5 separate regions of the Mus musculus genome follow, and regions 1, 3, 4 and 5 are each linked to region 2. The links are chromatin loops, found by intact Hi-C in ENCODE. Cell type or tissue: left cerebral cortex. All regions are shown on one strand.

Evidence for each region. Peaks named below come from ENCODE experiments on the same cell type or tissue, not always from the same donor. Only the 100,000 strongest peaks of a DNase experiment are listed, where the experiment ranks them.
Region 1: it touches region 2 in a loop (4-fold over the local background); 7 of 42 quality-filtered maps call a loop at or near these places.
Region 3: a loop joins it to region 2, with 4 times the contacts of the local background. A loop is called at or near these places in 7 of 42 quality-filtered maps.
Region 4: it touches region 2 in a loop (2.1-fold over the local background); 6 of 42 quality-filtered maps call a loop at or near these places.
Region 5: a loop joins it to region 2, with 2.3 times the contacts of the local background. A loop is called at or near these places in 7 of 42 quality-filtered maps.

The regions. Positions count from the first base shown.
Region 1 is chr12:57,548,002-57,553,001 of GRCm38, reverse strand. It overlaps a transcript of Foxa1 not described here and a transcript of Ttc6 not described here. Among named protein-coding and RNA genes, the nearest start is that of Foxa1, 4.4 kb to the right of the region's middle. In left cerebral cortex, no CTCF peak of the experiment used is centred here; DNase peaks (open chromatin) are centred at 2,413 and 4,446.
Region 2 is chr12:56,609,409-56,614,408 of GRCm38, reverse strand. Nkx2-9 (NK2 homeobox 9) reads left to right here and starts at 1,125. Exons shown (of 2, transcript NM_008701.2): 1 at 1,125-1,497; 2 at 2,130-3,016. The coding sequence starts at 1,350. The coding sequence ends at 2,689. All of the region lies in intron 3 of Gm26973 (a long non-coding RNA gene), which reads right to left. In left cerebral cortex, no CTCF peak of the experiment used is centred here; DNase peaks (open chromatin) are centred at 2,066 and 2,382; H3K4me3 peaks cover 377 bases.
Region 3 is chr12:57,534,103-57,539,102 of GRCm38, reverse strand. No RefSeq gene overlaps it. Among named protein-coding and RNA genes, the nearest start is that of Foxa1, 9.5 kb to the left of the region's middle. In left cerebral cortex, no CTCF peak of the experiment used is centred here; DNase peaks (open chromatin) are centred at 71, 813 and 2,636.
Region 4 is chr12:56,702,642-56,707,641 of GRCm38, reverse strand. The region is part of intron 3 of Pax9 (paired box 9); the gene reads right to left. Gm46352 (a long non-coding RNA gene) reads left to right here and starts at 1,773. Exons shown (of 2, transcript XR_001780619.1): 1 at 1,773-2,657; 2 at 2,693-3,815. In left cerebral cortex, no CTCF peak of the experiment used is centred here; no DNase peak of the experiment used is centred here.
Region 5 is chr12:56,686,822-56,691,821 of GRCm38, reverse strand. Gm15524 (a long non-coding RNA gene) reads left to right here. Exons shown (of 3, transcript XR_003950120.1): 2 at 99-217; 3 at 1,848-5,000. It also overlaps a transcript of Pax9 not described here. Among named protein-coding and RNA genes, the nearest start is that of Gm15524, 5.4 kb to the left of the region's middle. In left cerebral cortex, a CTCF peak has its summit at 1,897 (motif pointing left); a DNase peak (open chromatin) is centred at 3,478.

The DNA.
Region 1 (5,000 bases), 940 kb before region 2:
GGAGTTGGATAAGCTGAGTACAACCTGCAAATTGATTGCATCTTCAAAAACATTTGCAGGAAAACAAGTTTACATCAGACCTGCGAGACCTATCAGTATATAGTGAGTCTGGCCCTACCCAAGCTTCAAGCAGCTCTTTCTTGATTGAGCAGCACAGACACCTCTAGAGGACACAGAACACCAGATGTGTCCATGGAGTGGGAGAACCCTCAGAAGAGGTGATGGAGCTGTGCACTCTCATAACGACTTCCCGATGCCTATTTGCATGGCAAATAAAATTTGGTGAGGAAAAATTAAGTTGAGGACTCTCTGGTTGGTGAGTGGTGTTTCTTTAAGAAAAGTCATTACAGGACTCAGGGAAGATGGATAGAACACAATACTTTGTACTCTAAGGGTGGAGGGAGTGTGGAGGCCAATGTCTGATAATGCCTGCTCCCTCTACCAAGGCCCACCGAGAAAAGGGAACCAAGGAAGATCCTGAAGGTGACTGTCACCAAGCAACCTCTGTTAGGCAGCCTTAGAGCCCCCAGCACCAGCCAGTGCAGGGTGAGGCCCAGCAAGCAAGCTCTGTACCCTGTGTAACCTCAACCTCAGAAATCTCTTCCCTTTATTTATTTATTTGCCAGTTTAAACACATTATTTAAACCCCGACATTTTCCTGTACTGTTCTGAGTAAAACGTTTGTGCTTGATGGAAAATTGATGGGGTTAACTTTTAATCAATATCTTCTATTGATATATGCTGTTGCCACTGCCTTTTCACAGCGAGGGAAAGTGAAATATTTGTTCGGGCCGGTACATCGACCAACCTATATCCACTATGATTCTATCCATTTTCAGGGAGCTAGAGAAGGAGAACATTTTGTTTTGATATTACCTGATAGCCATCAGTTTGAGACCCAGGTTCAAGAGGCTCAAAGCTGGGGGTCTGAGGCTTTTTTCCCTCTGACCATTCTGAATTCCTTTTCCAAATTCAGGAATCTCCCCCTGCCTGAAACCAGCCAGGCCAATCTCAGGGCTAGTCAGTTCTGCTCCAGGCTCTCCTCAGAGGAAATTCTGGGAGCTACTTGTGACCATAAGGGGAAACAAACAAGAAAGGATAGGGTGAGGACAATTTGTTGTATGGGATGTTAAGGACAGAGCAGGTAGGTCCCTGTAGCAAGACATGGAACTAAAGCCTAATGCACTGTTAGTTGGGGAAAGCCTAAGTTCTCACTCTGGGGAGCTGCTTTGGGCTTGCTGCCACTTATAATGTCCAACAGTGGGCAAACATTTCCTTATTCTGAGTCAGGAACACCATGGAGCCTGAATCACACCATTCCAGAAAATACTGGAAGTCCCTGCCCACCTAAGCCAATGGCTCCAATGACAACTCTGCCTCTTCAAAAACAAACTGAACCAAAAAAGCAAGATGAGCTAGGCCTTGCTCTGTAACCCATTAGACAAAAGACAAAACAAAACACCAAAAGTCCAAATAACTGTGTCACCACGATAAACAGCCCCAGTATACTCCAGGATAGCTACTGGAAACAGGAGAAGCAGCAAGCCCAAATTGCCCACCAATCAATATTTTTGGACAAAGAAAAAAAAAAACCTCCTACTTGTGTCTGTTACTCACTCTCAAAATTAGAGGGGGTTGACAGGACATGAATACAGTGGGAAAATGAAATGCTTTTATTGTCTTTGTAAATGAATGGTATGGTTTAGTTGATTGTTTCGAAATCATCAGTTATATAGAACTATGTAAATGTGAGGATAATCACATTTGAATAAGCCAAGCTAAACCACCTAAGGATGTGGGAACGCTGCTGCTGGGTGTGTAGAAAGTGCGGCACTCCTGTGGATTGGAGGGGGTGGGTGGCTTTAGGAAGCTAAAGATTTGGCTACTTTCTGCCCTTAGGGAAGGATTACATTTAAGCTGCAACCCTGGAAGCAAAAGGTGAAATTCGTTGACTTTTCGGAGACCTCAGCTTCCGTGGCTGGTTCCCCTTAGCGTGGACTGGACTGTTGTCCTGTGAAGGATGAAGTCCGGACCACACACTAGGGCAGCAGTTGGAAAACGCCAGGGATCTCAAAGCCCTGTGGTACACAGTCTGTGGTACACAGTAGGATATCTGCCACCCTGGCCCTTTATTTTCCAGCTCTTTATGTGAAACGATCATTTTCCATCTTCCTTCAGAACCCTCTTGTGTTTTAATTAGAGGAAACAGTAAGTAAGGCCAGTGAGCCCGACCTATCCCCGCCCTTGAGGGGCTAGTTTAGGAAATAGGGACCGGCTGAGCAAATCTTCCAACTAGCTCAGCCGATGGAAGCAGTAGCTAACTTTCAGGACAAGCGTCTCAAGAGGACCACGGGGATCCAGATGCGGCCTGGGGTCGGGAGGTGCCGGAGAGGAACAGTGAGCGCTCCTGCAGGGATGCAAGTAATTTTTCTCTAGGGAAGATGGGAGACTTAACTTTTCCTTCCAAGGCTGTGGATTGCCCAGAGGCAAGTAGTTCTTCCCAACATTTCTCATTTGAATACATGAAAATGTGAGTTGATCTTGGCAAGGTGAAGCTCTCTCGCGGCCAGACTGACGGTTTTGTCGCCCGCGGGGCGAGGCCAGGTGGGGAGCAGCTCCGGCTTAGACATCCGGCTGCGGACGGACAAGCCTGGATCACGGACTCCCCCGGACTTTCTGAAACCTGGCGACAGCTCAAGGAGCGAGAGAACGACAAACTCAATGCCTGTTTTTGTTCGTTTTAAACAAAATAACCGAAAGCCCTAAATGCGAATATGTGTAGCGCAAAGGCACACCTGAACAGGTGTGCGGGCTCAGAACAGTAGATGATTTGGCCTATCAGGTGGCCCCAGGGCTCTCACCTACTGGAGACTGGACTTCTTGCAGGCCGTGAACTGATTCCTTCACGAAGATTTAATGGCAGAAGAAAGAGTAAAAGGATCGTGTGAAGATGGGAAAAGAAGGAGCAGCGAAAGAGCAGGAACCCGAATGCTTGCCCTGAATTGATATCAGTCTTGTTTGGGTAGTAGTGGCACTCGCTGGTTAGGGCCGCCGGGCCAGGGGTAACCAGAGCTGGCTTCACCCTGGGAAGGCACCCAAGCTACCTCCCCAGCCTTGCCCACCTCGAACCCTCAGGGCGCCGCACAGCAAGTGCAAGGGGACGCTTCCAGTGCAGGTCTCTGGGTGCAGCCTTCAGCGGGTCTGAGTCTGAATTGGCTTTGAACCCAGTTAACTTAGTTGCTTTGAGTCTAATCCCCCCCCCCCCGCAGGAGGAGGATTTAAGCTTCTTATCTGGTGAGAGGGTGGGGCCCAGGGGAGGAACTCCGACCACCCAGCACCGAGCATGCCTGGGGCCACAGCGGCCTTGACCTGGCCACAACCCTGGGGAGATGGGAGGTAGAGTCAGCGAGGAAAGGGGGCACACTAGGGAGATCCAGGGAGGGAGCGCTCTAGAGACTCCAGCGGGTACTACGGGGGCCGGGCAGGGGTGGTCCAGGCTCGAAGCCCTACGCCCTGTCTTAGTTCAGCAACACAGCGAAGGTCACTAGCATCACAAGAGGCACCAGCTGGTCTCAGGATCCTATGGGGATTTTTTTTGTCCTCCTTTCATGCCACATCCCTTGCGTCCTTCTGTCCCGTGATAACCTGCGGGATTCCCAGGTCACTCTGGGAAGGGTAGGCTAAGGCAGAAGAGTCAGTCAAGGGACCTTGTGCTACTGGTGGGGCATTGAGCAGATAGCTTTGAAGGCCATAGCTGGATCAGCTTCCAGGCATGACAGAGCTGCTTCCTCTGTTGAAACCGACTGGCATACCAGAGCAGACCGCCTTCCCGACTGCCCTTGGCTTCCTGGATATACTTTAGCCTTTAGGCTACCTGGGGCGACCTAGGCTATGGCCGACAATCCTGATCCTGGGCAAGTTCGGTATGGGCATCACAGAAGAGACCACGTGGCGTGGTTCCCTTCTCTTGCGTTCTCTCAGTCCACCACCACCCCCCGCCGCCGCCCCCAAGTTGAAGGCAGGTATAATTGCCCTGTCTTCTATGTCATAGGGGCCTACTGGTGGAAAGATGTTAGATACAACAAGGTTTAGGATGCTTGGACTCCTTATCTGGGTACCAACTAAGCAGAAAGTGAAGGCAACAGCCCTTCGCTTCCCCTCCCTCCCGCCGCCACGCGGGTTGGGGGGAGGTGCGGTTGCCAAGTCGAAGACTTAGAAGGAAATGACCCCACTGTTTCACTTTTTAATCTGGGGGAACCTGGTCTCTTGGTGCACTAAACAACTTCACCAACAGAATTTGTTAGGTGTCCACAAAGGCCTTCACTAAATGCAAAGAAGTAACTGAAGTACTGCTTTTCCTACTTCGTGGCTTCAGTCCACTCTGAGTCAAAGCCCCTGCTGCCTGGCACCTTCCCCGGTTCAATCCAGTCTAGCCCGCCGGCATTGCGGGAACGTACGTGCAGGAGGCGCTGTGTTGTTGCCACAAACCCAAGAACACCCGGATCAAGGCTTTAAAGGGAGCAGAGTCCATTCTGTAACACCACTCTCGGATTTTGACGATGCTTTTGAGAAACTTCAATGTGGTCTCACGCTATGAATGGCCCCCTTCGCCTTTTAAGTAGACTTGAAAGGGGGGCAAAGTAGATTTGGAAACCGGGCTGAAAGGACGTGTGATATTTTAATTAACTCCTTCCACATGACAGGGCCCCCCAAAAGTCATCAACTTGTTATACACTATATATATATATATATTGCTAAGTTGTTACTACCCACAGGAACCGTCCAAGTCATGCTAGCTGCTGCTGTAGAAAAGCCAAGAGGACATCAGACAATCAACCATGCAGGAACAAGGAAGCTTCTCGGCCCTGCTGGAAGTCCCCAGGACCAGACTGAGGAAGCCACGCATCCCCGCGTTTTACAAATGAAACGGAGATCCTGCTGTCGGTGGGAACTTTGCAAAAAGAATTAGTTTCTGACATATATCCACAGGTACATTTACA
Region 2 (5,000 bases):
TGAGACCGCACTCTAGCGCTAGACTGGAGCCAGAGGAAGACTAGAAAGGCCAACAGAATGTGCCTGCTGCTGCCGGATTCTGCCCTCTCCTACCTCCTTCACCCGCCTTCCACGTGGATCATTTTATCTGTGTTCCCTTGGTGACTAGAGGATCTGGGAGACATCTCCTGCCAGGCACATTTCTTTTGGGCAGGCCTGTTGCTAATTCTGCCTATCCGCCCATTCTATGTCAGACGGGGCAGCTGTGGTGTGGTCTGCTACACTGTGAGCAGTGAGTAATGCAGACCGCTCACTGTCCCTTCCTATGCTGCTAACTGGCACCGACTTGGGAGATGAAGGGCAGGGACGAAGCCCTAGTGACAATACCAAGGAAGCTTTGGTAGGCCACCCTAAAATCTGCTACCTCCCTTGGGTCCTCGAATGGAGGAGCTCAGCCAGAGTCCCAGACTCAGGGTCCATAGATGCCAGACCAGGATGGACATTTCGGGACCTGGATGTTGGCTGTTTTGTTGGCCTGAGGAGACAGACACAGGTCCCAAGCTCTCCCACAGGCTTCCAGACCTTTCAGACTGTGTGTGGTGAGTGTGTGTGTGTGTGTGTGTGTGTGTGTGTGTGTGTGTATGTAGGCTCCTGCAAAATCTGTGCCCTAGACATCTGGAAAGACCAGGCCATCCTCTGATATCTAAGGAATGCTACCAAAAAAAAAAAAAAAGTGCGCCAGTTTAACGTAGTTATAAATCACTTTCCAAATAATTATGAGAAACTACCATTCCAGCAGGGAAGCTCCGGGGAAAAACAAACAAGGAATAATAAAGTCGCTCCACCCTCCCCAGCTCTACCACCCAGCCCAGGCCCCACGTCAGCCTGAGAGGAGAAGGAAGCTGGGGCTCAGTTGGGAGGACCATGGTCACTGTTCGCCACCCAAGATGTTATTCACTGGTAACAATCCCCATTATCTGTCCCCACTTTGGTCTAATCAGACAATCGCTAATACCAGGCCAGCTTCCTGCGACCTCTGGGAGGTAGTCTTGCAGAGGGGGCGGGTGCCGGGCGGGGCGGAGCGGGAGGCGGGGGAAGGGGGGGCGGAGATGGCACCTTCCGGACTTGCCCCGGCTTCGCTCCAGCACTCATTCAGGTACTTAAAACCCTGGACACCCCGACTGCGGTTTTCAAAGCCCTCCGAGTAGCAAGGGCTGTTAATATAAATAGGGATTCCTCCCGCAAAGGTGCTGGCGTCTCAAGGCCAGCGCATGGCGAGCGCCTCGCACTTCCATCCTTAGGAGCGGCGTCCCCAGCTGTCCCTGGGTCCCTAGCCTACCCTGCCCCCCACCTTCTTCCCCTCCTCGGCCATGGCCACCTCTGGACGCCTCGGCTTCACGGTGCGCAGCCTCCTGAATTTACCTGAACAGGATGCGAAGCCTAGGGTGAGGCGCGAGCAACAGACGTGCGTTCCACAGACTGCTGCCTGGCTGGAGTCGGAGTGCAGCCACTACCTGTGTGAGTGAGCCAGGACTGCGGCCGGGGGTGGGGAGTGCGGAGGAGGGACCCAGCCAAGCCTCTGGGGTCAGGGATGGAGAGTGGAGATTCCCAACCCAGAATCAGGTTCCTTCGACCCTAGAGCAAGCGCGAAGCTCTGTGGTCCTCAAACAGACAGGTGGTGCGTCTGAGTCCACACATCCTGAGAGTAGATCTTGGTCCTGGACTGCTGAGGAAGGTAGTGGTTTTGGTGTCTGGCGATCCGAAAAGACCGGGATATTTAAAGATTTGAAACCTTCCTTTTGTGTCCCAGGGCTTTGCAAACTTCAAATCAGAGGTGGCCGGTATGGGTGACTCAGCTTGTGGGAAACTAGTCTGCCAGCTCAGTTACTGTTGCGATTCCTTTAAGAGGACCCCAGGGTGGGTTTCTCTGGGGCATCATCTCAGGTCTGCCGATTACTCTTGTAGTATGGTTGAGGTAAGAGTAGGGAACGTGGGTACCCAGAAGTGAATACAGCAAAGCAAATGGGTCGCAAAGCCCGGAGCAAGAGAATTGGGACTCCAGGTGGAGACGAGGGTGGGAGACAGGTCCCAGACACCCGTAGAGGCTGGCCTCTCACCAGGCGACGTCTGCTTTGCTTTGTGGTTCCCAGCCTCGGACGAGAGCGGCCTGGAGACAAGCCCTGCAGACTCGTCGCAGCTGGCTTCGCTCAGGCGGGAGTCCCCCGGCTCCGACCCGGAGAAGAGGAGGAAGCGGCGGGTGCTGTTCTCCAAGGCCCAGACCTTGGAGTTGGAGCGGCGCTTTCGGCAGCAGCGCTACCTGTCGGCGCCGGAGCGGGAACAGCTGGCTCGACTCCTGCGCCTCACGCCCACGCAGGTCAAGATCTGGTTCCAGAACCACCGCTACAAGCTGAAGCGAGGGCGAGCGCCTGGGATCACAGAGCCTTCGGATATGGCAGCATCATCTGATCTGCACGCCGCTCCCGGCCTGCTGCGCCGCGTAGTGGTACCCGTGCTGGTTCACGACCGGCCACCGAGCAACAACGGCAGAGGTGAGGGGACCTCTGCGGTGCCCCAGGACAAGTGCAGCGCACGCCTGGCCACTGCGTGTCCGGTGCCAGGCTACACCGCCTTCGGACCGGGCTCGGCGCTTGGCCTCTTCCCAGCCTACCAGCACTTAGCACCACCAGCTCTGGTCTCCTGGAACTGGTGAGGCTGCTGCGGAGTGCCTAAAGCCACCCTAGACTTGGGACATTGCTGTTTGGTCCGCCGCAGTAGAGCTACAGCCACACCAAAGTCAGGAGGTGACCCTTGCAGGAGCCCTTCTTGAGTCCTGGGTCCCTGGATTGCCCTAACCGGCAAACACACACACACACACACACACACACACACACACACACACACACACACACACAAGGGACTGTCTCCAAGACTCGGAATGGTTGCCCGGGCGCCAGTCCCAGAGCAAGATTTTATTTCTTGAGCATTATTTGTATATTTTAAAATAGCGACTTGTATGAAGCAACTTATTTTTAAAAAAGAAATAGAGTGTTTTCCCCTTGACTTGTTGCGCTAGATTATACTGTGGAGGGTTGGGTCGCTGGCGCTCCTACCACTAAAGGGATGGAAACTGGTTTCCCTTGGCTGGAGGTGGAAAGACCATTTACACTGAGACCCATCCCCGGTTTATACTGTAGGTCAGAATAAAGTCCCAACAAGACTTTGGGAGGAAAGGGAGTAGGAGAGGCAACGGAGGCGATCTGGGTAGCTCTGCAGAGTGAAGCTGGAGATTCTTTAGTCTCTGGCTCCAAGACTGAAAGCTTATCCTGCCCCTCGAGCAGGGTCCTGACTCAAGGCTGTTTCCAGGACTTGAGGATTGAGGAGCTTGGAAGCAAGGAACTTGGAACATACAGTTAATGCCATGAGCGCTTCAATGTGCTGTTTCCTGCCTCCTCTACCCGGCAGTGGTGGGACTGGAGAGGGAGGGCATTGAAGAAATAAAAAGGGCCACAGAATGACCTGCCCAGGGCACTGTTTCCAGGCTACCCTAGGGAAAGAGGGTAATGCTAGGATTGCTATGCTGGGGTGCGATCGGCTAGTAAGAGTCCAGTCAGCAGTGCACACACGGAATGATCTCCTTTCCATTCCAGGCCTTGGTTTGCCCCTGTTCTTTTCCTGGGTATATAGTGAGGGAGGAAATCCAGGGCAGGCAGTCGCTGTCTCTGAAGCTGTGACCTTATCTCTGGAAACCCATTTCAGAAAGAGGAGAGGAGAGAGGTGTCCAGTTGGTCCAGGAACAGGGACAAGGCCCCTGATGAGGTCTGAAGAGAAAGCATTAGGCTTGGTAAAGGTCCTCGATTTCTTGTCCAAAGAAGAAGAGGAGGAGGAGGAAGAGGAGGAGGAGAAGGCATCAAGGTTGTCACCTGGAATGGGGGTGTGTGGATGGTACATTTGGGTCTCAGCTGCCTGTCACCTTGTCTTCCATATGGATGTGGCTATCTCAGAAGAATCTCCATCCTTAAACCTCCTTTTGTGCTGGATACTGAAAAAGGCATTGTCAGGCCTAAAAAGGACCTAGACAAAATCCTCACTGTTTCAATTCAGAACTCTGTTTAATCAGTCCCTGGAGACAATGTAGTGGGTGTTAGGCAGGACAATAGTATCTTTTTAAACCTTGTGGCCTTCAGGAAGACAAAGGGCTTGAATTTTATGGGCTTACAACTTCAATTAGAATAGTGCCAATGTGCATGGGAGATTATCAAATTTGTATCATAAAACCCCTTTCTAACAAATGATTGGTAGGGAGGGAGCCCCAACATTGTAAGACATATACTGGGACCTGTAGGAGCTTCTCTGTTAGATTTGGCCGAGCAGATGTGAAAGAAAAAGAGGAAGGGATTTCTAAGGAAGGCCTGGGTTGGGATTTGTAGCTGGCTGTGAGCTTGGCTCTTCCATGCTCTTCCTGCATGAATGGGAGAAAGTTTAGAAGAGACCTATTCAGCAGATCTTGGACCCTGTGGAGTGGGAAGGGTCTATAAATGTGAAATCTGAAGAAAAAAGGGATGGGGTCTGTAGGGAGGCTGATTTAACAAGGGTGAGGGGAAAGTGTACTCACATCCAGATTCATCATGGTCCTAAATGGTGAGCCAAATTTGAGTCACAGCAGGATGGACCCAGTGAGCCAACTGTGCTCTGGACAGGAAGGGGACAGTGGCACCAGCAGGCATGATATACAAACTGTTAGTCTTTTATATTCTTTTGTCATTGGCCAGAAAGTCCTTTCTTCAGAAATAAAAGACCCCATGGAAAGAGAAAAATGCATCCACATCTCAAGGTTTCATTTTAGAGACTCGGGTTGACATCTATGCTCTTCTGTCCATACCTATGATCAAATAGAAAAGTGCTCATTTCCTCTGTGGCTCAAAAGCTGAATCCAAGTCTTTTCTGCCAACAGCTGTGAAGATAGTCAGGGGCTCCCTCTCCACAGGGTCTCCCTCCCCAGAGCAAGTGTCTGATCCTGCCAT
Region 3 (5,000 bases), 920 kb before region 2:
TGGGGGCCCCGGACAGATGGTTGCCGGGGCAGAAGGGGTAGAGCGGACCGCGCAAGCATCCCGAGGTGACAAATGCAGTTAGTTCTTCATTGTTTGGGCATTTTCCCCTCCTAGCGAATAAATCTTCTGTTGAGCTACAGACCTAAAAGTCAACAAAGGAGACCGGGCGCCGGGTTTCAAGCCCACCCCGCGGCCTGCCTGGCCGAGTCGCTCCCGCTGCGTAATCCCTTCCTCGGAAACCCTGACACACAAACGCCGGATCGCCCGGCCAGGGCGCCGCGTCCGGGCCAGGAAGAAAACATCTGTGCTTCCAGCGGCGCGCAGGGACCCTCCCGAGAGCACCGCCTGCGAACGACCAGGGCGTCCTCCGCCCTCACCCCGTTTTAGACCCCGGGTCCTGTTTTCTTCACTGTTGCTTCATCCTCCAGAAAGTGGGCGCCCAGGGCTCAGTAAATGGCCAGAGCTGAGGGTGGTTTTTTTTTTTTTTTTTTTTGAATTTTGCTCGGGATGGGGGAGGGGCCGGAAGCGGGGGCAGCGAGGAGGGAAAAGGCTTCCAACTGACCCAAGTGGAAAGCTCCAGGGGCCGTGGGATCCGCCACGCCACGGAGTAAACAGTAGCACCGAAAGGCCTTTGGGTAGTGAGTGCAGCGCCTTCCTGGGAGGGGAGCCTCAATAATGACTTTCACCTTGTGTTTAGAAGCTCAGCTCTGAAACCCTTTTAAACCTTGATTGAAAACAAAACAAAACAAAAAAGAGCCCAAGATAAGGAAATTCTATTTAGCGCAACTAAAAACTCCGAAGTGTTCCCAAGCAGAAGGCAGCTCAGCCCGGTTTCTGTGAGATCGGCCGAGATCACCTTCAAATCTCAAAGATAAAATCCAATTTCTATTGTCCCTTAGTGGCCTCCCACACTTCAGAAAGACGGATGGGAAATAATAAGCGATGAAAATAAGCATATGCTAGTGAAGTTCTTAACTTCTGCTTTCTTTTTTCAGAAGGCGGATTTTACTGAAACTGTTAAACATTTTTTTTTTCTCGAGTTTAACCGTTTTGAATGAACCACGACAGGAGAGAATTCCAAGAATGATAAAATTAGGAAATTCTGTTGTTTTGGCATTTAAAATATTGATCTTAGTTCCAGGAAAAATGCTTATTAAGTTTCTTTACAAAAAAACCTGCCTTGATCAATAGAAATTCTTTTCATTACAGACGAAAGTAGGAGACCTGTAGCCCAAATTAATTAACCTTTCCCCAAGATCAATTGGCTTTCTGTTGATTTAGCAGTAATATCATAGAACATTTAGCTATAATGTATTTTAATGTGACACTTCAATATGTCAAGAGGGAAAAAACCTCATTGAAAATAAAATTGCTTAAATTATGTAGTATGTATTTAATAAACTTTTAAAAATTGTCTTGAAAATTAACTATTTGCTTGAATTGTGGATGTGTTTTACAACCAAATGCAGTTAGAAAATGCCCCTTGGTTCAAGATAATTGAGCGCAAGAAGAGATTATTACAAGCCACCCTGACCTAAATAGGTAATCAAATTATGTTGAAATTTAGGTATAAAATTTACCCAAATTGAAAGTGTAATTACACCTCAAGAGAGTCCCAGGAGACTAAGAATGTAAGGGCAAAATAGCATAGCAGAGCTCAGAACGTCATTCGAATCAATCCACCGCATAGAGAAGACATTTTAAAAAGTAGCCACATTAGTTCTACCTAAGGTTAGTAGTTAGCTGTCCAAATACATCTAACATAGACTTCTTTAAGTCTCCTCTACCTTCCAAATAGTTAACTTTGGGACATAATGATGCCATTGGTATTTCTCTTTTTCCCTCCCAGGCCAGCTCCATTCATTGAACTTTGCACAGCTGGGTTTACAAGCCTCACCCCCGCCCCCTTTCCTCCAGCAGTGTGGGACTGGAGAATACCTAAGAAGTTCAGTTGTCACCTGTAAAACACATTTTCATTCCAAACATTTTAAAACCTGACCTAGGGAGAAGTCACTCACTTTTACTGACTTTCTTGCCTCTATTTCTCTCTAGCTCTCCAATTGCTATAGCTACGATCACACAGCTCTGCAGCCCCGCGAGCGGAGGCTTAGAAATGCTACCTCAGGATACTTTGGAGTGCGCTAAAACTGCAGTGGACTTGGAATTTCGAGGCAGGGTATCATCCCTTAAAATCTGGGGAGGAAAGGGCTGTGTTCCGGGCTTTAGAATCCAGGTGAGATGCTAGTCTGTTGAAATCCGACACAGAACCTGACCTGGGGCACCCGGGGAAACAGGATTCAAAGTTCTACTCATAAAGTCGCCTTCTACCTTCCCAAACTCCTCTTAAGGATTACACATAGGGGGGCCCTGAAGCCCTTGAACCTAAGAGAAACCACCTGGAAATTCTCCCCTCCACTCCAAAGCATTGCCTGGAAATTGGGAATAATCAAAGAAAGTAGAAGTCTGGGGTTCTTCCCGTTTCCTCTGAAGTTTGTTCCCCTATTGCTTGTCCAATCACCGCCTCAGATTCTCCTTTTCTTCTTCTTTTCCCCTTTCTCTGACATCGAGAAGCTATTTTTAAAACGTCGATTGAATGAGAAGACTGTAAGGGTCTCTGTGGAGGTTTGTTTCGTTTATGGATGTAATTTTAAGGGTCCTTTACGCAGGAGGGAGGAAATCAGTGTCTTGTATCTTCTGTGCTCCCCAACACCGGTTTTCTCTGCACTAACTAGGCGGCTGGAACGTTTTTGGTGGGACATTTGTCTAGCTTTGGGTTCCACCTAGGAGCTTTGAGCTTCACGCCTAGACGCCCAGTTATGACCATTTTTCAGGTGGAGGCGGATACACTGACTGGGTCTGCAAGGTGCGGTGAAGTGGGCAGGGCATTGTCCAGGTTTCCTGGCCTCTCCCTGGAGTCACAAGGCCTTCTGCCGACACGCGCTTCCTTTGTGTTATGCCTGGCTAATATATTAATGGGGCGGATAACCCGGATCCTTCGGGCAGAGGGAGGAGGTCCGAGGTAGGGAGGGCCCTGACAGGAGCCCTAAGGTTTCTGTGGCCAAGCCTGGGACCGAAGAGTTCAGAGGAGGGGGTGGGGGGCTGGAAGGGTGAGAGGATGGATCCAGGTGGGGTCAGTTCGCATTGGGGCAATGAAAATAAATGCCTTCAAGAAGTTTTTTTTTTTTTTTTTTTTGCTTTTTTTGTTTTTTTGTTTTTGTTTTTTAAAAAGTGAGCCAGTGCCCTCCTGGCTGTGTGAGAAAATTGCACGCTCCTGGGGTCCAGTGTCCGTCACTCCCCGTGGAAAACCCTTAGAGGTCCCTTTTTTGAGGTGCACACCTTTGCAGTCGGATTCAGCCAACTGTGTTGGGGTCTAGGGTGCGGAAAGAATGGTTCCGATCAGCTGGATCTGTGGCCCTCACCAAGGCCTCTACTTTCCAGAAGGAAGGGCGGTTCTGGCTCCTAAAGGCTTACTCTAAGGGACCCCCTGCGCCACTCCACCAAATCCGTGGGGGGGCATCAAATTGGATCTCAGCCCTGGGCAGACCCCAGGGTTCCCGCCTCTGGGTGCTGGCCTTGGGTCCAGTCCCAGCTCCTCTGGGAGGAGGAGGCCCACGGTCCTGCGCGCCAGACGGGTTCCGGGTGCCCTGAGACATATGCTGCCCGCAGAACTGCGGCCTGGCCCGTAGTGCTCATTGCCGAGGCGGTTCTCAGCCCATCAAAAGCCCGGGCTTTCTTCAGCCTTATGGGCCACGAGGTGAACAACAATGCCCGGGCCCCTTCACTTCAAAAGCAGCGATCAGGGGAAAGGCTCCCCCAGAGATTTTTTTTTTTTCTTCTCCTCCTCAGCCTTTCATTTCTAGGGAAAAAAAAAAAAAAAGGCACCAGCAACTCCAGGGCCCGGGCAAGCCTAATGCCCTTTGATGGGGATTGAATTCATTATCTCCAATAACACAATTGTGCTTGGCCAACGAAAAGAGCAAAGCAGGGCTCTAGCCTGTGCAAGGGGACCAGCCAGACGGGGTGGGACAGCCAGGCTTGCTCCAAGGGACCCGCACCAGGGTGCGGCCTCAGCTCGCCAGTCCAGCCTGGGGCACCCCAGGGCGGGGTCGCGGGCTCTTCGACGACCCGGAGCGGGCAGGGGTGGGGCGAGCCCCGCAGTGCCGTGTTTACTCTGCTCCACCGCGGCCTCCAGCCTCCGGGGCGCGCCGGGCAGGAGGCCGCCCAAGGGCCCTAGCTACCGGCCCCCTCTGTCCTGGTGGTGCTGCTCCACCCCCCTTACCCCCCCCCCCCCCCCAAGCGCAGAGTAAGCAGCCATCCCTCCCAGCCCCCAGCTGAGGAGCTCCCCATTGGCTTTCATGCTAGGTATCCAGAAAAGGACACCATGGAGCCTGGGCGGGTGGCTGAACACTATAACTCCCCCCCACCCCCTGCAGCAGGCTGCAGAAGTCCTCTGCGGCTACTGCCTCCCTGGAACGATGCCCACAATCCAGTGCAGGTGCCCATTGCTACGAGGTTCTCCTGGGGTCCCTGCCCAGTCAGCACTCTCCAACATTGCTTTGCTTTTCTGTTTTTCTAGTGCATGAAAGTTAAAACAGGCACTATCAATTCGTTGGCCGTGTGTGTGTGTGTGTGTGTGTGTGTGTGTGTGTGTGTGTGTGTGTGTGTGTGTGAAAGAGAGAGACAGAGAGACTATCTGAAACCTTGTCAAAGATACCTACATCTCTGGTTAGTTTGGTGTTGTGGTCATGACTAAGCTTCCAACAGGAGCCCGGTCTCTCAGTTGGGGAAAGAATGCACTGACGTTTTTTTTTTAGTTCTGCTAGATAAAGAATAATTTTAAAAACAGGATATAATGTGCTTCTGTTTGTTTTAAGCAACAATACTCCGTGGTGCAGATGAGTCGTTTCTCACTAATTAATCATGGTTACCCCAATCTTCAAGCAAACCACAGCTTTATTGAGGCGTATCCAGGAGACCCTTGCATCTTCAGGCCAGTACCC
Region 4 (5,000 bases), 93 kb before region 2:
TGGCCTCAAATCATAGAGATCCTGCCTGCCTCTGCCTCCCTCCTGCCTCCTGCCTCCTGCCTCCTGCCTCCTGCCTCCTGCCTCCTGCCTCCTGCCTCCTGCCTCCTGCCTCCTGCCTCCTGCCTCCTGCCTCCTGCCTCCTGCCTCCTGCCTCCTGCCTCCTGCCTCCTGCCTCCTGCCTCCTGCCTCCTGCCTCCTGCCTCCTGCCTCCTGCCTATCAAGTACTAGAGTTAAAAGCATATACACTGTTATGCCCAGCTTTTGTTTTTGTTTTTAAACAGGGTCTCACTGAGTACCAAGGCTGGGCTAAAATCATTCCCTGTAACCCTCAAACCAGAGACCACAGGTATATACTACTATAACAAGATGGCATTAAAATATATTTCCACCCCCCCCCCAAATGATGTCCTTTTAGGTAAAGCGCAAAACAATTAAAAAGAAATGACTTCGTGTCATTGTTCAATAAAACTGAAATTCTTTCTTCTTTACAAGGAGAGTTAGACAGTTGATAGCCATATATGTAAAGTTTGTCATTCTTGTCTGATTCTATAGTGCCTTCTCTAGTCTGCCATGGTGCTTCTTCTAGACAGTCAGAAGGAGATGAAACTTATACTCAAGCAACAGCACTATTAGAGCAATTCTTCCCTCTTCTGGAACTCAATTCTCTTTATTAGATTGTTTTATTTTTCAGGAGAAAAAAAATCTTTGTGTCCCCTTTTTAAGATTAACTAATCATGTCTCAAAGGAACTTACTTTAGAGTTCTTGGAGAATGAAAATCTTGGTGGCCATCAAATTACAGGGGCAAGTGGGGTGTAGTCTAACATGACATAGAAATTTTTGCTCTTATTGCTTTTATTCACTATTTTATTATTTTATTCCCTCAAAAATTGTGTTAAAAATTAGTTTGGAATGTAATCATCCAAGTAGAATTATGGAAAGGTATCCACAGCTGTGTTTGAGCCCTGTCTAACACTAATTAATATTTAATACTACTAGTACCAATGTGCACCCAGATAAACAAAATAAGAATACTAAGGCCTGGTAGTACAGCTCAATAGCTATAGCTTAGTATGCATATAGCCCAGGTTCAATCTTCCACACGGGAGGAAAATAGTAAATTAGTTTTTATATAATAGAAAACTTTACATTTGGTGCCTAGTGCTAAAAGATTTAATATGCGTGGCATATTAATGATCTATCTAGCAGAAAATATCTGTTGTCGAATTTTATTTTCTATCACTGCCCACCTATTGGTGGGTGCAGGGAGCATAGTTTACTGCTTATAGCCTCTTTTGTGGTGTGCCATAAGCTGTTCTGTTGTTCTGTCTGTAGTCTGCTTACCTGGGCCCACATATGTGGGCCTACTTTCATATTTGCTCCATAAATTTATTCATTTATCAAATATAATAATATCCTATGAATTTCTATATCTACCCAAGTTCTCATACCTAAAATACTAAAGTTAACTTCGTGTTCTTATGTGTAGTAATAGTGAATATTTCAAGGTTCTCAAAATACCACCATATTTACTGATTTAGTAGCTCAATTCCCTCTGTGTTCCAGAAAGACCCAAGAGAGAGCAACAAGTTCAGATAGACAGCTTCATCTCATTCGTGAAGTGAGGGGGGGAGGGGCGCACAGTGGTCACATGAAGGAAGAGAAAGGATAAAGCAACCCTCAACCTTAGAAGAGTAACTCACGTCTGACTTGGCTGGGACAATGGGGCGCGCGGGGGGCGGGGGGGGGGGGTATTCAGGTTTCAAAATCTGGGGGAAATGGTTGGGGGAATAAGCAAGAAAACACAAATGTGCTTCCAAATGCCCCCACCCTCCCGCCAGCTTGACTGTCCATTTACTCCAGTATCTCAATAAATACCAATTTTCTCACTATTAATTTTGAACCATGACATTAACAAAAGTAATAAGTCTCTACTGGGTAAAGTGATCGTTCTTTATAAAGAAATCCCCGGAAGGGTAACATTTTCCACAGCAAAGGAAAACAAGCACAGGTAGAGTTGGTGTTTGTTTATGCTTTCCTGGGAAGGAGCAAACTTAAACATGAACTCCCCAAATCTGCTCAATGTTTCCAGTGAAGGCATGTAATTAATCTAAAAAGCTAGTTAGGTTCCCAAATGTACACCATAAATATAGCAGGAGCAAACATGTTAAATTACACTGTTTAATTGGATTGTAAATATGATTTATAAATCAACCAACATATGGAATCCCAGGAGAAAAATAAACAAATTTTCCACATGAAATCCTGCAATAGGAATGCGATAGAAATCTCATTTTTGAAAATGACTTTGCCTAAATATTTCATAAATAAGACTTCAACCCATCAACCTCCTTTTCACATAGACCTTCCTAGAAAGCAGTAAGAATTCTTTCCTCTGAAAGAAGTCTGTAATACCCGCCCCACAGCCAGCTACCCTCCACTTAACTTTGGAAATGAGATTTATTAATACAAAGTGAAACAGATAAATTGCGTGTCCCAGAGGAAAATAAGTTTTCTATGTTGAGTTGTCTCAGGAAAGGACAGGTCTTATCTCATGAGCACTGGAAGAAATCAAGGAAAAGGCTGAAGGTATAATACATGTAATATAGCTTGTGCTACTGAAGGTGTAATACATGTAATATAGCTTGTGCTACTGAAGGTGTAATACATGTAATATAGCTTGTGCTACTGAAGGTGTAATACAGCTTGTGTTAAGTGATCACACGGCTGTACTAGCAGACAGAGACCTGCCTCAAACATCCTGTAGGCTCACACAAGGGGACACAGGAGAGACATTTTATAAATGACTTACCAAAGACTTGTGAATGGAAAAGATATGATTCTCTTGTTTTAAGAACAAAATAAAGAGTTTATCACCACCACCCTATCACAAGACAAGTATTTACTTCAAGCAAGCCAAATGAATAAAGCTGTTGGCAAAAGTAAATAAGAGTTCCAACCAGCCCTTCACTGTTTGATTTATACTTGTTCCATGTATTCCTCCAACTCTAAGAAGATGGAAATGTATACGTACCCAAACACTTGTGAGTATGAAAAGGAGGGGGGGGGGAGGAGGAAGAAGAAGAAAAAGACAAAGAAGAAGAAACTGATATGGCAACTGTCTGGAAATTAGAAGTTAAAGACTATTTTTCAAATTCTGGAAATTGTCCACTCAACATTTTCTCTCTTGAAGAAAATGCAAATACCAGCCCAGTGCCAGTTCTCTGCTCACAGTCTGTCTGTCAGCCACTCGTCAAACCCATGTGTTCTTTGCTTGCTGATGACATGAGTTTGCCCCGGCTTTATGATAAAATATATTTGGCCATAAAAACAATTGTGCCTCACATATATTTACAACATCAATTTCATAAACAAAACACAAAATTGCATCTGAAAATGAGCAGGTATTTTTGAGGAATTATTTCTCTGAGATTGTCTTTCAAACTGCAATTTTTCCCTTCTTTATTTTGTAATGACCCTAATAAAACAAGCCTGGTAAAATTCAGTGACAGTGAGAACCAGGGCTCAACATTCATCTAAGAGAATGACTTTTTACCTAGGCCCAAATGTCTCTAGGTTATAAGAAATGTAATACCTATTTTTTCCTAAATTTTATGTCTAAAATATTATTAAAATTGATATAGCCTTACATTGATTTGTTTAATTATATTTTGTATTCTCTTGACATACAGCAAAAGTTATGTGCACCGGGTACAGTGCGATGCTTTTATATAGGTTTACATTGCACAATGATCAAGTCATTTAAAATGTCAGTCACCGCAGACATTGTAAGATAATAAAAAGAACATTTACAATCCTTTCATCTAGTGACATTGAGCTTCAGGTCTTTTGAACTCTCAGGGTTTTTTTTTTTTTTTTTTTTTTTTTTGGCTATCTCACATGACACACTTTGTTGATATATAATTATTATCAAGTTTGTTTAAAAGTACTACTGGTTGAAAGTTAATTAAAAATCGGACCATCTTTTTCATAAGTATGACAAATTTCAAAGACCGCTAGCATTTGACTATAAAGTTCATTCTCTATAAAGTTATAAAATAATTTATCAAAGGTTAACTTTGTTTGGTGTGAAGAAAATTCCAAACAGCTTCTTTTTTATCTTCATGAAGTTAGCATGTTCTGAAAAATGAGTTTTAAATTTTTTGGATTTATTTGTTTTTTAATTATCAAACAATATTTTTCAATTCTCCAAGAGGAAATCATGTTCAAGATGATTCAAATGTATCATCATAATGCACAAATGAATACTTTATAAGATTTTAGGTTAAACTCCATTTTTAAATTAAGCTCTTGTCACCAGTTGCTTAATTCAGAACATTTTTAGTGCAAGTATTTATAGACTGTTCTCTATTCTAACATCTCAATTGCTAACTAATGTTATAATAACTTTGCTGTCTCTATTAACATATTCAACCCCAAAATGAAGATACTGGGAATTTGTAACTCTACCATTCATGTTCCTGTAACCTACCTACCAGGTAAGCGGTATGTGTTTGTTCTGAGGAAACAAGCCAATATAGACTAAACTTTTCATAAACTATGCATTTATTTATGAACTGGGTGAATAAAATCAATTATTAATTTTACCAAATTTCATGGAAAAGAACAGATATAGCTCAACACCTATGGCTGTCCATCTCACTTTTATCCACTTGATCACTTTAAGTCAGATTTTTGTGCTTTCATTTGACTACATAGAAAGAACAAGTAGACAACGTTTCCTTCACAGTCAGACGAGGCTAAGGATTTCCTTTTCTCAGTGTACTTCCTTACTTACAAATGTGGTTGAATAATCCAAGATAAAGAAATATTCTCTCCTAGTCAACAACGAGTTCTGAACGGGAGTCCCATATGAGCTACAAGGCTCATATGTGTAAGATAAATTCAGACATTCAAAACTAATTTTCAAACATGTTAAGTAGGTACACATATGGCTGAAATGTGCATGCAGTTCTGATTCCTGGCAATCGGGCATCTTTGC
Region 5 (5,000 bases), 77 kb before region 2:
CAGGGAAGGATAGGGTAGCGCGAGAGGGGCGCTCACACTGACCTGTTGCCCTTGGCTCGCTGGCGACGACGACGCTGTGGACGAACCCGCGCAGCCAGAAGCTTCAGGGGACTTCAATTGGAGCCCACTGACTACCGAAGCGTTGCTTACTGGCTGTTCAGCCTTCCGCCAGATGGAGGAACCTCGCATACCGAGAAGGCTTCCTCCTCTGCGGCAGGTGAGGCTGCGGGAGGGTGGGCGAGAGCTGGGAAGACGTCCCCGGAGAGCAGGGGCTGGACGGTCGCGAGATGCCAGTGCTGGAGTCCAGCGAGCGCTTAGCCCGGCTCGCTCCTTCCCAGGCCAGGGGAGGGAGGGGCCTGTTGCGGCCTGAAACCCACTTTTCATTCTCCGCCTGCCTGTTTCCGATCAGCCGGGGTTGGTTTTTCTGTTTGCTCACTCCTTCTGTTACAATAAAAACAATCGACATTTCTTTTCAGTTTCCCCATATTAGCGTCACTCAGTAATTGTTCTCCACCTTCAGGCCCCCTCCCGCTTTGAAGGCGAGCGGGGTTGCCGGGGTTCTCATACTGTATCCGAGTCTATAAGCAAATCTTCCCTAAAGACTTTAAAGTAAAAATAAATAACGGCCCGGGAAATTGCCGTGACCCTAACATCACTTTCTGAACGCAAATTACACCCATTTTTCAGTTTTCAACAGTGGAATTGCTTTTAGAAGGATGGCTTTGAGCCTCCTATGGTATGATTGCGTTTGTTTATTAGAGAGAGAGAGACAGACAGAGACAGAGACAGAGACAGAGACAGACAGAGAGAGAGACAGAGATAGAGAGAGAATGAGAATGTATTTTTGTTCAAGGAGCAATACTCCTGGCTGAGGGACAGCAATTGCGAGCATGAATCAGGTCTCTACTGAGAGAAGGCGACTAGGAGGAGTTTGGGGGTCGGGGAAGGCCCCGTTGACCCTGTAATTGTCCAGAGGAGACCTCGCTTTTGCCAGGGTTGCAATTTTAGTAGTGAATGTATGATGGCGAGGAAGCTGGCCTTGGTCTTTCAATGAATGACCTTACGCTTCCACTCGACTTTGAGAGCTGCAGCTGGGGGGCGGGACGTGGGGAGAGGGGAAGCAAAACTGCGGGGCCCTTTAGTACAGTGGTTTGTGAGCTTCCCCATGGGCGTTTGTTGTGCTAGCTCAATGAGGCAGACTCCTGGAAAGACCCTATTAGCCTAAAGCTGCCTGGAAAAGATAAAGGAGAACCAGGCTGCGCCTCTAATTCTGATTTCAGGACAGCAATTGTGAAGGCCGGGAATTGAGTGCGGGTTACTGTGGTCAGGTTATGCTCTATGCAGGGTTATCGGACAGTCGGGGTCCGGGGCTGCTCACAGGCTACGGGATCGAAGAGCACTTACTAGGGCCAGTCGGCAGCCCTAGACTAGCCAAGCTTTGGATGGGCACGAACTGTTGACCTAGGGCTTTAGACACGATTTATGACATTTGAAGGTTCATTTATGGCATTTGAAGGTTCATTTATGGCATTTGAAGGTCAGCCCACAAGAAGCGGTCAGGTCAGTCACTAGCATATTCGTTGATGCGACGACCTAGGAGTAAATCATTGCACGTTCCCTCCGGACAGCTGGTGACAGGATGTTTTCTTTGCACGAGACACTGGACAGTGAGGTAGAATCTCTCTGTCCAGCGGTCTCTGTGCTCTCTCCCCTAATAGAGCTCAGAGTCCCGCGGTATTATCTCCGCTATTCCCCCGAAATAAAAGTAGCAGGCCGAGGTGGAGAGGCAGAAAGGGAGTTGTGGAAATTTTCTTCAGGTTTTTTTTTCCCCCTTTAATGTCTTTCAGACTTCAGCCAGAGTTCCCTTCACCCCGGCACCTCATCGCAGCGCCACCTACAGGCGCCGGATTGACTCCAGCTCCGACAAGTCTGGGAAGGGCGTTTGCAAATCGAAGGCTTCAATTCACCTTAACATTGTGCTGAATTCTAAGTCGCGCACCGCGCTTCGTCACGCGCCATCGCGTTAAACCCAAGCACCGATCTTTTCACGTTACTGGAAACACCTATCTCCCTCCCACACCCTACTTTGCAGGATCTTTCACCGCCCTGGGGTGGGGGTGGGGGGCACTCAGGGTCATGGATTTTCCTTCCTCTATGGGCTGGGAAAGCTAAAAACTGAAAAGAAGTTCCTCTAAAGGAAGGGAAGAGAATGGTGGGCTGGTTCTTTGCTGGCTCATCCCACTATTTAGTGAGAGGCCACGAAGTCAAACATGATAGCCTTCCAAAGTGGCAGTGGCCTTTACAACGATAAAACACGCGTGTAGATCAAATGTGAACACCTAAGACATTTAAAGAAGGCCGCATTACATATGAAACAAGAGGAAAGTGTGAAGCCCAGCTAGGCTCCCACTACCCTCGCTCTTTCCGGTTTCCCACTCTCCGGGAATAGCTCATTACTAAAGGCCCCAGAAAAGAAGAAGACTCCGCACTGCAGGTGTCTACAATGGGAGTAAACACTCCCTACCCCCTCCACATCTTAGGAAAGACAACCTCCCCTAAGCCAAACCCCAGAGCCTGTCAAAGAGGACCTGCTTCCTGGGACTCCTCACTATGGACAGAATGCCAGCTGAATAGGTCAGGGTTGACCAGAAGAGAGCCAGAAAGCGCGCTTGAATTCCAGCTGTTTGCTCTGACCCTCCCTAGGACTTGTGAGCCAGGGGCAAGAACGCAGAGTGCAGCCAGAAGGGGGACCACGCATCTTCCAACGGTGCCCAGCCTCATAGCAAAAAGAGGGCCAAGGCAGGACCAGAAGAAATTTTGTTCTGCGGCTCAATTTATTTTGCGACTGGCATGACCTGTCCACGGGATGACATGTTAACATGTCAACCAAAGCACAGAAAATATTCACTTTTCTGGGGATCTGTACTGGCATCTGTTGTGTGTTTCTCCGTGGGTCACCGGAGCACTATAGTGGGAACAAAATCGGGAGATGCCCTGAAACAATACAATTAGGACTGATTATTAGCACAGCTAGTGGGCCCGAGTGACCTGAAAGTGCCCGTGTTAGATAAAGTTAGCTGCTTTCTCTGCGGAGTCCCTGCTACCACCGCCTTCCTTTCCTGGAGATGCATGGAGAATCCATTTCAAGTCATCCCCTCCTTGCATTACCCTGAAGACAGCGTAGAGATGAACTATTTCATGTTTAAAACATAATGACAAAATGACTTTAGTGGGCTCTGGGAGACGTGGCAATCAAGTGAAGAGAAAGCGATTTTTCCTGGATTGGGAGACTTGCTTTGGCTGTGGACCACAGGCGAATTCCTTCTGTTGTCGCCCCTAAATGGGAGATGAGCGAAGTCACTTCCCAGTTGACTAGATTGAGGACATTTCAAACAGGTATTTTCAACTGAATTTCCAGTCCAGACTAGGATGTCTCAGCCCGCATTTTGGCATGGGTCAACGGAGCCCTGCAGGCTTCAAGCAGCTTAACAGCGGTCGACCCACCTGCATCGGTCTCCAGCCAGGTGCCAACAAGCAGTGCTTCTTCTTGCTGCCTGCCCTTGACTCTCATTGGAGATTGGACAGGAGCAGGTAGGACCTTCTATTGCAGATTATCTGCCCCAAGAAACTCCCTTCTGAGACCAGAGAAAACCTTTCCTTCTTACTTCTGCCAAAGCCTATCTAAAAAATTTCAGCCAAGCAGTCCCTGCTAAGGAGCCCACCTCCCCACTTTCTTGCTAGAGGCTCTGTGAGTGGCGTCTGAGCGAATGGGAGATGGTAAACCCATCCCTCTACTACTGAAAAAAACGGGATCTCTGGGGAAATCGCTGAGGAACACACACACCAAGCAGTTTTCAATAGAAAACCAAAGCTAGGGAAAACACACAAAACACCCCTCCACACATCTAATTCGTCTTTAATAAACTAAGATTATACACTACAGTATCATACAATTTCAGAGTAAACGAATTTCGACACCAGGTGCATTAGCTTTTAAGGTTCCCGGTTGAAGTGGATTGCGGACATTACATGATTTACCTTTCAATAACAAAATGCTGTAAGCTAGTGTGTATTAGCTCACATCTTTTTAGTCTCTTGCAGAGCTGAGGACTGAACCCAGGGCCTCATACATGCTGGGCAAGAACCCTTCTACTAAGAGCCCAGCTTGCCTAAATTCTATTTTAGTTGAAAACCAAACAATAATGTTGACTTTTGCTCTTTGCACAGACACAAAAATATTTTAACGAATATTATTTATATAATGAAACAATAAACACATCTAATAAGACTGCCTGTGCAGTTTTAAAGAGATACACAGATGTTTAAGAGCACATCTTAGTCAGGTAGCATATGACAAAACATTTAAATTTAAAAACCAAACCAACCAAACAAACAAACAAAAAACCAAAAAAAAAAAAAAAAAAACCCAAACAAACAAATGGAAAACTCTTAAGTGAGAAGGGTGGGCCCAGAACACAAAAAGTAAGAGAGAGATTTCTTGAGGGAGAGTTTAGGAAAATATCCGAGGGTGTTAAACAACAGGAACAATTCTCATAGTTCTTTACTTTTGGTACGAAGTCTTATTAAAGTCTGTCTTACAGGAGGTTTTGGGGTATTGAAGTGCTGTTGTTTGGATTCTGTTGCTTCTCTCTATCCAGCCTAGAAATAAAATGGTTGAGAGGGGGTAGGGTTGTGGTGGCTGGGGACCCAAAATTCTGAACCAGTGCCCTGCATATATTACAGCTGTGCCAGTATTGCCAATCTGGGCAGGCTCTCTGGGTAGATCTGGAGGGCTGGGGAAAGAAGGGTTCTATTTCCTGCAGGGTTGAGACAACAGCCCCAAGCAATAGGTAAAGGGTGAGCCACTATTTAGTGGGCTAGAAAGCCAAGGTCATAGCTACACAGGACTGTTTTAAAGCCCCCTAGCACCTTTTGCAGGACCAGAGGTGTGAATCTGATGTTCTGGCGAGCTGACAACACAAATTCCCTTAGCAGTTTTT